2 separate regions of the Mus musculus genome follow, and region 1 is linked to region 2. The links are chromatin contacts, found by Hi-C or POLR2A ChIA-PET in ENCODE. All regions are on one chromosome and are shown on one strand. The core of a region is the stretch at or near the end of the contact, and the rest is flanking DNA. Distances in the headings are between cores, read along the strand shown.

The links. Hi-C counts contacts between places; a loop is a spot of excess contacts on that map. ChIA-PET counts read pairs that join two places held with the same protein, here RNA polymerase II (POLR2A).
Region 1: a loop to region 2 is called in a map of gastrocnemius, with 1.9 times the contacts of the local background. The contact joins two enhancer-like sites. A Hi-C loop is called at or near these places in 2 of 37 maps with a recorded cell type or tissue (gastrocnemius and heart). POLR2A ChIA-PET finds 5 or more read pairs at or near these places in 2 of 5 experiments (Patski and embryonic stem cell).

What each region holds. Positions count from the first base shown.
Region 1 is chr19:7,177,359-7,181,328 of GRCm38, forward strand. The region is part of intron 3 of Macrod1 (mono-ADP ribosylhydrolase 1); the gene reads left to right. Among named protein-coding and RNA genes, the nearest start is that of Otub1, 27 kb to the right of the region's middle. Within about 2 kb of position 1,998, at least 1 of the 3 ENCODE cell types and tissues checked has a DNase peak (open chromatin) inside an H3K27ac peak, as active enhancers do.
Region 2 is chr19:7,109,603-7,113,332 of GRCm38, forward strand. All of the region lies in intron 3 of Macrod1 (mono-ADP ribosylhydrolase 1), which reads left to right. It also overlaps a transcript of Flrt1 not described here. Among named protein-coding and RNA genes, the nearest start is that of Flrt1, 5.7 kb to the left of the region's middle. Within about 2 kb of position 1,514, at least 1 of the 3 ENCODE cell types and tissues checked has a DNase peak (open chromatin) inside an H3K27ac peak, as active enhancers do.

The DNA.
Region 1 (3,970 bases), core at 748-3,247, 68 kb after region 2:
GAGCCTCTCTTCATAGCTGTTCACCTTTCTCCCTGCACCCCAGCTCCCATGCCTGCCTGAACCCCAGCTATGGTATCCATGTGTCCTCTAAAGGGTCCTGAGAGCTAGAATCCATAGCCACACATCCACATACTGATGGTGTTTGGAAGCAAGTACAGGGCCTTTGAGAGCCGAGTGGGGTCAGATGGGGTCATGAGAATGGGGCCCATCATGGGGTTAGCAGCTTTTGTTTCAGTTGAGAGTACATGAATTCTAGGTGAGCTTCCCTGTATAGCCAAGGCTATAACTCCTGCACTTTCTGCCTCCATTTCCTAAAATGCTGAGATTACAGGCATCTGCCACCGCACCTAAAGGCACTTTTGTGCTATTTCTGTTTTTGCTTTTGGACACTAATATTTTAACATCAGGGCCCATGAGAACCTAATTAAATGACTCCTTCATCAGCAGATAAAGACATAGAGGGAGGCTCCAGATCACAGCTGGGGGCTTTAAGATCACCCCTGGCAAAGGACAGGGCACTGGCTCTTTGCACTCTGGACTCTGTCCTGAAGCAAGTCACTTCCATTTCCCCACCTGTAAATGGGACAGGAGGGTGGACATGTCATTGTTGCTGTTGAAAGCCCCTGTGACCTCTGGCTGGGGGTGGATTTGGTAATAAGTAGCAGCCCCGTGCCCCACACGGCCTTCCTCTACCTGTGCACTGCAAGGCCCAAGCTGACACAGCCTCGCTCTGCACCTTAGCACCCACACCTTGAAGGACAGTGACCTTGGCCTGGGGGGACAGAGCTCGTCCAACATGGTGACTGCTTGCCCAGCTTGAGGTAGCTTTGAAGTCTCTTGTTTTATCTTCAAAATTCAGCACATTTTACATCTTATTCCATCTGTGGGTGTTTCTAATCTAAAGCGTGTTTTAAATGACTCGCCCTCTTGGAACGCGGATCTCTATCGCAGGCCTGTGGGAGCGGAGGAGGAAAAAGCGCCTTCCCCAGAACAGAGCTTAGGGGGCAGCTGTCAGTTTATGTGGCAATGGGACAAAGCCTCCACAGAGCCCTCCTTGTAGGTGTCAGCCTTGCGCCTGGCAAGCCACGAGGACAATTCAGGTGTGAGACAGGGCCCTGTAGGCAGTCTGACCTCTGTGTGCCTATTTGCCTTGCCGCTGTAGCTCCCAGAAGCCCAGCTTTCAGATGCCCAGCCCCAGAGGCCCCTGGCCTTCTGTCCCCTCCCCTCCCGTTACCCCTCCTCTCCCCTGCCCTCCTCTTTCATCTCTATCTCAGCCACCACGGGGCCCTGTGCTATACCTCCAAGCTAGGCTTCTGCCTCAGGGCCTTTGCCCAGCCATTCTTTGCCTGCTGTGTGCTTTTCAAGCCTCCCCATTCAGTAGGTCCTTGCCATATGTGAGAGACAGCCTGCCAGGCCTCCTTGATCTTCCCTTTGATTGCCTTCATGACCTCTGATGATATCTAACTCTGGTTCAAGTTTATGCCTGTGTAGTGTTGACTGTCACCCTAGAGTGAGCTCTGTGCCAGCAGGGTCTACCTCACCCCAGGGCTCAGCTGCAGAAAGCATCTTTGCTGGAAGCTGACTCACTCCAGAGGACTGAGAAAACAGACCAGTGAGCTTTCAAGGGTTGAGGGAAGCAGCCCCCAGATCCTCAGCTGTTCCAGGCAGGTGCCACTGGGGAGCCAGGATAGGGTGCACACACAGAGCTGAGGAGACAAGTGGAGTGCAGGCAGGAGCCTCCTGGGGCATGTGCAGGGGCTGTGCCAGCTTCAAAGTCACCTCTGTGCCTGCTTGCCCACCCTCTTCCCGGCCCAGGCACCTGCTCAGCACTTTCCTCGGGTCACTGGTAACTGACTCTCTTCTCTGCATTCCCCTCTACCACCTCCCTCAGAAGGCCATCCCCTCCTCCCAGGCATGAAGGACTTAGTCCCTGTCTGGCTGGGAAAGCCAGAAGGTGGCTTGGCCGCTGGCCTTGGACCAGCCTTGTGGTAGAACCATTTCCCATTCCTGGGCTTCCTGCTGGGCTGGCTTCCTGCTGGGCCAGCTGGTGAAGAGCCTCATGTGGGGAATGGGCAGAGCTAGGTTTAGTCCATGTGCAACCCACATAGTGGGCTGAGTGACTTGGTGCATATAGTCCATAACTGTCCAATTCTTCCAATAATCGTTGCTGAGGCTTTGCTGAGGTTTGGCCTGGTGGCACACCTTTAATCCCATCAACTCGGGAAGCTTCAGCAAGAAGATCCAAAGTGCCAGTCCAACCTGGGACACAGAGAGACCCTGTCTAAAAACACAATAACAGCTGGGCGGTGGTAGTCCACGTCTTTAATCCCAGCACTCAGGAGGCAGAGGCAGGTAGATCTCTGTGAGTTTGAAGCCACCCTGGTCTACAGTGCAAGTTCCAGGACAGCCAGGGCTACACAGAGAAATTATTGTTTCAGAAAACCAAACCAAACCCAAAACAAAACAAAACAGAAAACAAAAAACCAATGAGGTGGGGATATGGTTTAGTGGGAGAGCACTTGCCTAGCATGCAAGAGGCCAATAGTCAGTCCCCAATACTGAAAACAAAAAGTCCTAGACACCTGCTATGTACCAGAGCTCTGTGATGTGGCATGCTGGGTGGGGTGGCAGTATTCAGAAGGCTGCTTATCTGAAGTGTAGGGAGGTGTAGGGATGCTGTGGAGAGTGGGATGCTGGGGAGTGTGGGGCTGCTGGGGAGAGTGGGATGCTGGGGAGTGTGGGGCTGCTGGGGAGAGTGTAGGGAAAGAGATGGAATAATGTGTTGGTGGGGCCTTGCTGGGGCCCATTCTATATCCGGAGAACAAAGGAGGGGTGCTTCTTACTAATGAAGTTCAAGGGGCTCCCTATTGAGAGATTTTGGGCTTCTTTTGTTTTTTTTGTTTTCTTGACTGTGCTGGGGGTGGGACCTGGGACCTTCTTGCAGAGGGAGCTAGGTTCTACCTCCGAGACATACTCCCAGACCTGGAACCATTTTAATTGAGAAGCTGAGGTAAAAAGGGAACTGGTTCAATTTACACTGTGAGGAGATTGTCCCCATGGCTCAGGGCTGCCTCTGGAAATGGTGGCAGTGTCTCCCCAGAGAGGTGAGCAGTGAGTATACCCTGTCCAGCAAGCTCCTGCTGCCCTGTAGGCTCTGTGCCTTAGTCTCCCCACCCCACCTCCACTAACAAATACTTTAAATGCCATCGTGTGACTTTTTCAGAAATATATTAATATTACATTTTACAACATTTCCTAAAGCTAGACATGGTGGCTCTTTCTTTGCCTGTACTCCCAGCACCCAGGATCCTGAGGCAGGAGGATCAAGAATACAAGGTCATTCTCCCTCAGCTACACATGAATTCAAGGCTAGCTTGGGCTACATGAGCAGCCCTAGACAGACAGACAAAAATGAGATGTTCCTTGTAAAAAGTAAAGCAAGGCAGGGTACCGCCTTTGTCCCTGGGCTTCCTCTGATCTTTAGTGGCACTTGCCAAACTTTGAGGGGGCGGGAGAGGGCTGGCCCTCTCCCTCTCACTGGGCAGTGGCCACTTGCCAGTACCTAACTAGGCCAAGTGCCTGGCCAGAAACTTGGGAATCCCTACCTTGCCCTCCTCAGGGCTGGCAGACTAGGGCCAGGGGCTGAGACGGTAAAAGAGAGGTGGCAGGTCACCTGAGCTGGGGGCGAGCACAGCAGGAGGACAGGTAGGGAGAACCTGGGGAGCACAAGGGAGGCACCGAGCGAGGCCCCCCCAAACCTCACTCTTCAGTGGTCCAAGGACTTGGCACTGAGTGACATGAGTGGGCAGTTCAAGGTCACAGGACTCAAAGCCAGCTGGTTAGGTTCAGCGGAGTGTGGTGAGACCATACCAGTCCATGATGAGCAGCAGAGGACCAGGCTTGTCTTAAAGTCAAATGTGTGTGCACTGGCCTGGAACCTGCACCCTATGATCTAGAACTTTCACACCAC
Region 2 (3,730 bases), core at 264-2,763:
TTGTACAATACGCTGGGGATCCGAGGAGCCCAGTCCCTAAGAGGTCTCAGCCTTGTGGGGAAGCCAGTGGCTAACAGAAACCACAGTGTGATACACATGCCAGGCGCAGCTCAGGAGAAAAACGATGAACGTGAGGGGGAGCTTCCTGAAGAAGACAACACTGTCCTATGATTGTGGCACCCTTCAGGCTCTGCTGACAGACACTTGAGAACCGGGTGGCAGCAGTACAGCCCACATCTGTCCCTCAGGGCTTGTTGCAGAATTTGATGGATCTTTAGTTTTTCTGTTCATGCTCCCTTCTAGATCTATGCTTGCCGATATTAATTCCTGTATTAACAATTAGCCTACCTGCTTTGCTCCAACCTCTGGCTCTTAGGGACGGAGTTTCATGTGCATGGTATTAATCAGACGCCTGGTGTGTTCTGTGCAGACCCAGGTAGGCTCAGTGGCTAGCCCATTTAGCCAATCACATTTGATATGAGAGTGTTGCTGCCTCCTTGGGCAGAGCTGTCCGGGAGCTCAGAGGGCAGAGTTCCCATCAGAGCTACAGGCTGGAGATGGGGGCAGCAGGGAAAGGGGATTTGCTCTCGTTTCGAACTACAGGCTGCAGGCAACAGCTGTATCCTGCTTTTCCAGATGAAGGGGCTGTGATCAAACAGACTTTGTTCTGAGGCTGCTTACTGCCCCGCCCCTAGGGGGGCCAGACACAGGGCCTGCTCCTTTCTTCTTCATCACTAAGGGTGGTCACTCCTCTTAGGCTGGTAGCTTTGTCACCACAGTAGCAGGTCAGAGTGACAAGGACGGAGGGCTGCAGGCCAGGAAAGGGGCCAAACTGCTCTTAAAACAAGGTCAGCACAGTTGAGTTGAGTAGGAAGAGTAACTGAGGCAGGGGGGAACAGCATGTGCAAAGGCTCAGGGTGGGAGGACTTGTGCCCTCTGAGGGCTGACGGCAAAGCTCTGGGTCAGTGGAAGGCAGCAAAGCTGGGGATGGGGGGACGAGAACCTGGCTTCAGAGGAGCCCTGATCAGTGTGCTGAGGGACCTGGTCTTCATACCAAGAGTGACAGGGACCCTGCTGGGAGTGTCCAGGCAGGAAAGAAGAGGCTCCCACTTGCAATTTCAACAAATCCATGTGGAGAACTGGGGATACTAGGAGTGAGGGCTGGGCTGGGGGCAGTGGGGAACAGGGTCCGGGGAAAGGAGCTGACTCAGGAAGCCACCAGGTTCTGCTCCCTGAAGCCGTGCCTGGTATTCCATGGGTACCATTTTCCTTGCTAGAGCAGCTGAGCGCTCCTGGTAGCACCAAAGTGGGCTGGTTTCCAAATGGCTCCCCAGCCTCGGCTCTTGGCAGTTCCAGACAGGGGGAGCACAACATGGGCCCCAGATGCTGTGCTGTGGCAGCTGGGAGCACGACTCCTTTTCCTGCTCTGGAAGTAGGGCTCCTCCCTCTGCCTCTTCTTATGTTGCAGGCAAGGCCCGGCACAGCCTGGCACCCAAGGAGCAGTGGAGTGGGAGGGGTAGAGGTGAGTCTGCTTAGCAGTGTGACCCTCCCAGTCTGCTCTGCTAGGACAAGTGCCTCCTGACAAAGGGCAGGGTTTTAGGGACTGGTACGTGTGTGCCAGCCAGGTCGAAGGTACCTGTGGGAGTCTCCACTCTGGACCACTGCCAGACTCTACCTGTAAAGACAGATACATCCAGAGCAGGGAGGCTAGCAGGAGTGTAATCTCAGAGGTGCATGTGTGTCGCTGTGTGTACACATATGTGCATATGTGTAGGCCAAACGACAACTTCAGGTAATGTTCTTTAGATGCTGTGTGGGATAGACCTAATCTGAAGACAAACCCAGGCCCTCTGCCACAGAAGCCTCTCCCTTCACGGATGGGCAGCTGTGGTGACAGGTGGCCTGTGACTTTATTCCCACTTCTTGGTGCTGAGAGGCCACACAGGGCATGGACAGATGCCACCTGCCCTGCAAGGGCTATGTCCTCTCTTGGATGACCCTGCTTCTGCAGGCACCAGGGCTAGGGAGAAAGAGGCCCCCCGATTCCTAGGATACGGCTCCCCAATGTAACCAAGCAGTGGGAGCGATTAGAGCCTCTGACTGGAGAGACAAGAACAGGGATGAGCCAAAGAGGCCCTGGCTGCACAGAGTGGGCCTGTGACTTTGAAACCTCCGACAAGGGTAGTGGAACTCCTGGGCTGCAGAGCTGTGAACGGACACCAAGCAGGGCAAGGCACAGGTGGCTGGGCTCCCAGAGGGACAGAGGCTGTCCTAAGTCTCTGCAAGGAGAGTTCACCAGGGACCATTAACTTGGGAGTCGGTCATGGAGGCTGTGGCCTGACATGGCCCATTGCTCTAGGCCCATAGGATGGGGCCGGAGTGGCCACCTCTGGCCCATGGGAAACTGCTGGTCCTCTGTCTACCAGTGCCCAGTCAGGAGGTGTCTCTGCTGGCCAGGCCTTACTCATTAGGCTTTGCTGTATCTTGACCCCCCCCCCCCCACACACACACACAGACACACATACCCAGGAGGGCCTTGACAGGCCTGGGGAGCCATGATGATGAGTCTGGTGCCAGTAGCTAAGGCCAGAACCTCTTTCAGGAAATTGACCCACTTTTGCCAGAAACATCAGTGGCTTCTTGACCCTGTCTACCTGACCACGGTGCCCTCAACTGGTCTGCCCGCTCCCACTTTCATCTCTGAGCACTCTCACATGTCCCACAGCCCCAGTGATGGACCACACACTGTAGGTGTGTGTATGTGTGTGTGTCTGTGTGTGCATTTTGGTGCCTTTTGTTTTTTGATGTAGGGTCTTACTGTGTAGCCTGGGCCTTGCCATGATCTTCCTGCCTGTGTGTCCCTGATGCCAATACTACAGTGTGTACCACTGTGCCTGGCCTCCCACACTGTAGCTCTTTTAATTTATTTGTATGTGGATATATGGGTATATGCTGGTGTGTGAGAGTACATGTAGACATACATGCGTGCATACCTACTTGGTGGGGGCAGAGCTCAAATTCAGGTGTCATTCCTCAGAAGCTGTTCTGGGGTCTGAGACAAAGTTCTCATCAGGACCTAGAACCTCTCCCACGAGGCACGGCTGGCCAGCCAGCAAAGCCCACAAATCCTCCTGCCTGTATCCCCCAGCACTGGGATTACAAGGGGCACCCTGCTGCCCCTGGCTTTATTTGTGCTGGAGCTCAAGCCTAGGGCCTTGTGTGTGTGTGTGTGTGTGTGTGTGTGTGGCAAGCACTTTACTGACTGAGCATCTTCCAGCTCTCAGTGGATTTGGAAGCAGTGCTTTACTGGCCCTGTGGCTCAGTGGCTTGTAGGCACATGGTGGGTAGTCCCGTGTGGATGCCCTCCAGGGGGAAAGCCAATGGGGTGACAGGGATCCCAGGCCTCCTCTGCATGGATCCTAGGAGTGTGTTAGCCCCTCCTCCAGCTGTTCCTAGCATGCAGAGGCAGAGGTAGGAGGGTCAGAAATTCAACCCCCAGTCTTAGTTACTCAGGGAGTTCAAGGTCATCCTGGGCTACGTGAGGTCCTCTTTCCAAAATAAAAGAAGGTTCAAAAGAGAAAAAGAAATAAGAAAAGTTAAAAGAAAGGAAAGAAAGAAAACACTCAAATAGCTAGTCCTCCCCAGATGTCTGTTACTAGCTTTACTCAAAGCCACAAGCTGGGGATTCCAGGCCACACTCCTGCCTGCTGTGCTCACTCCCAGGGACAAG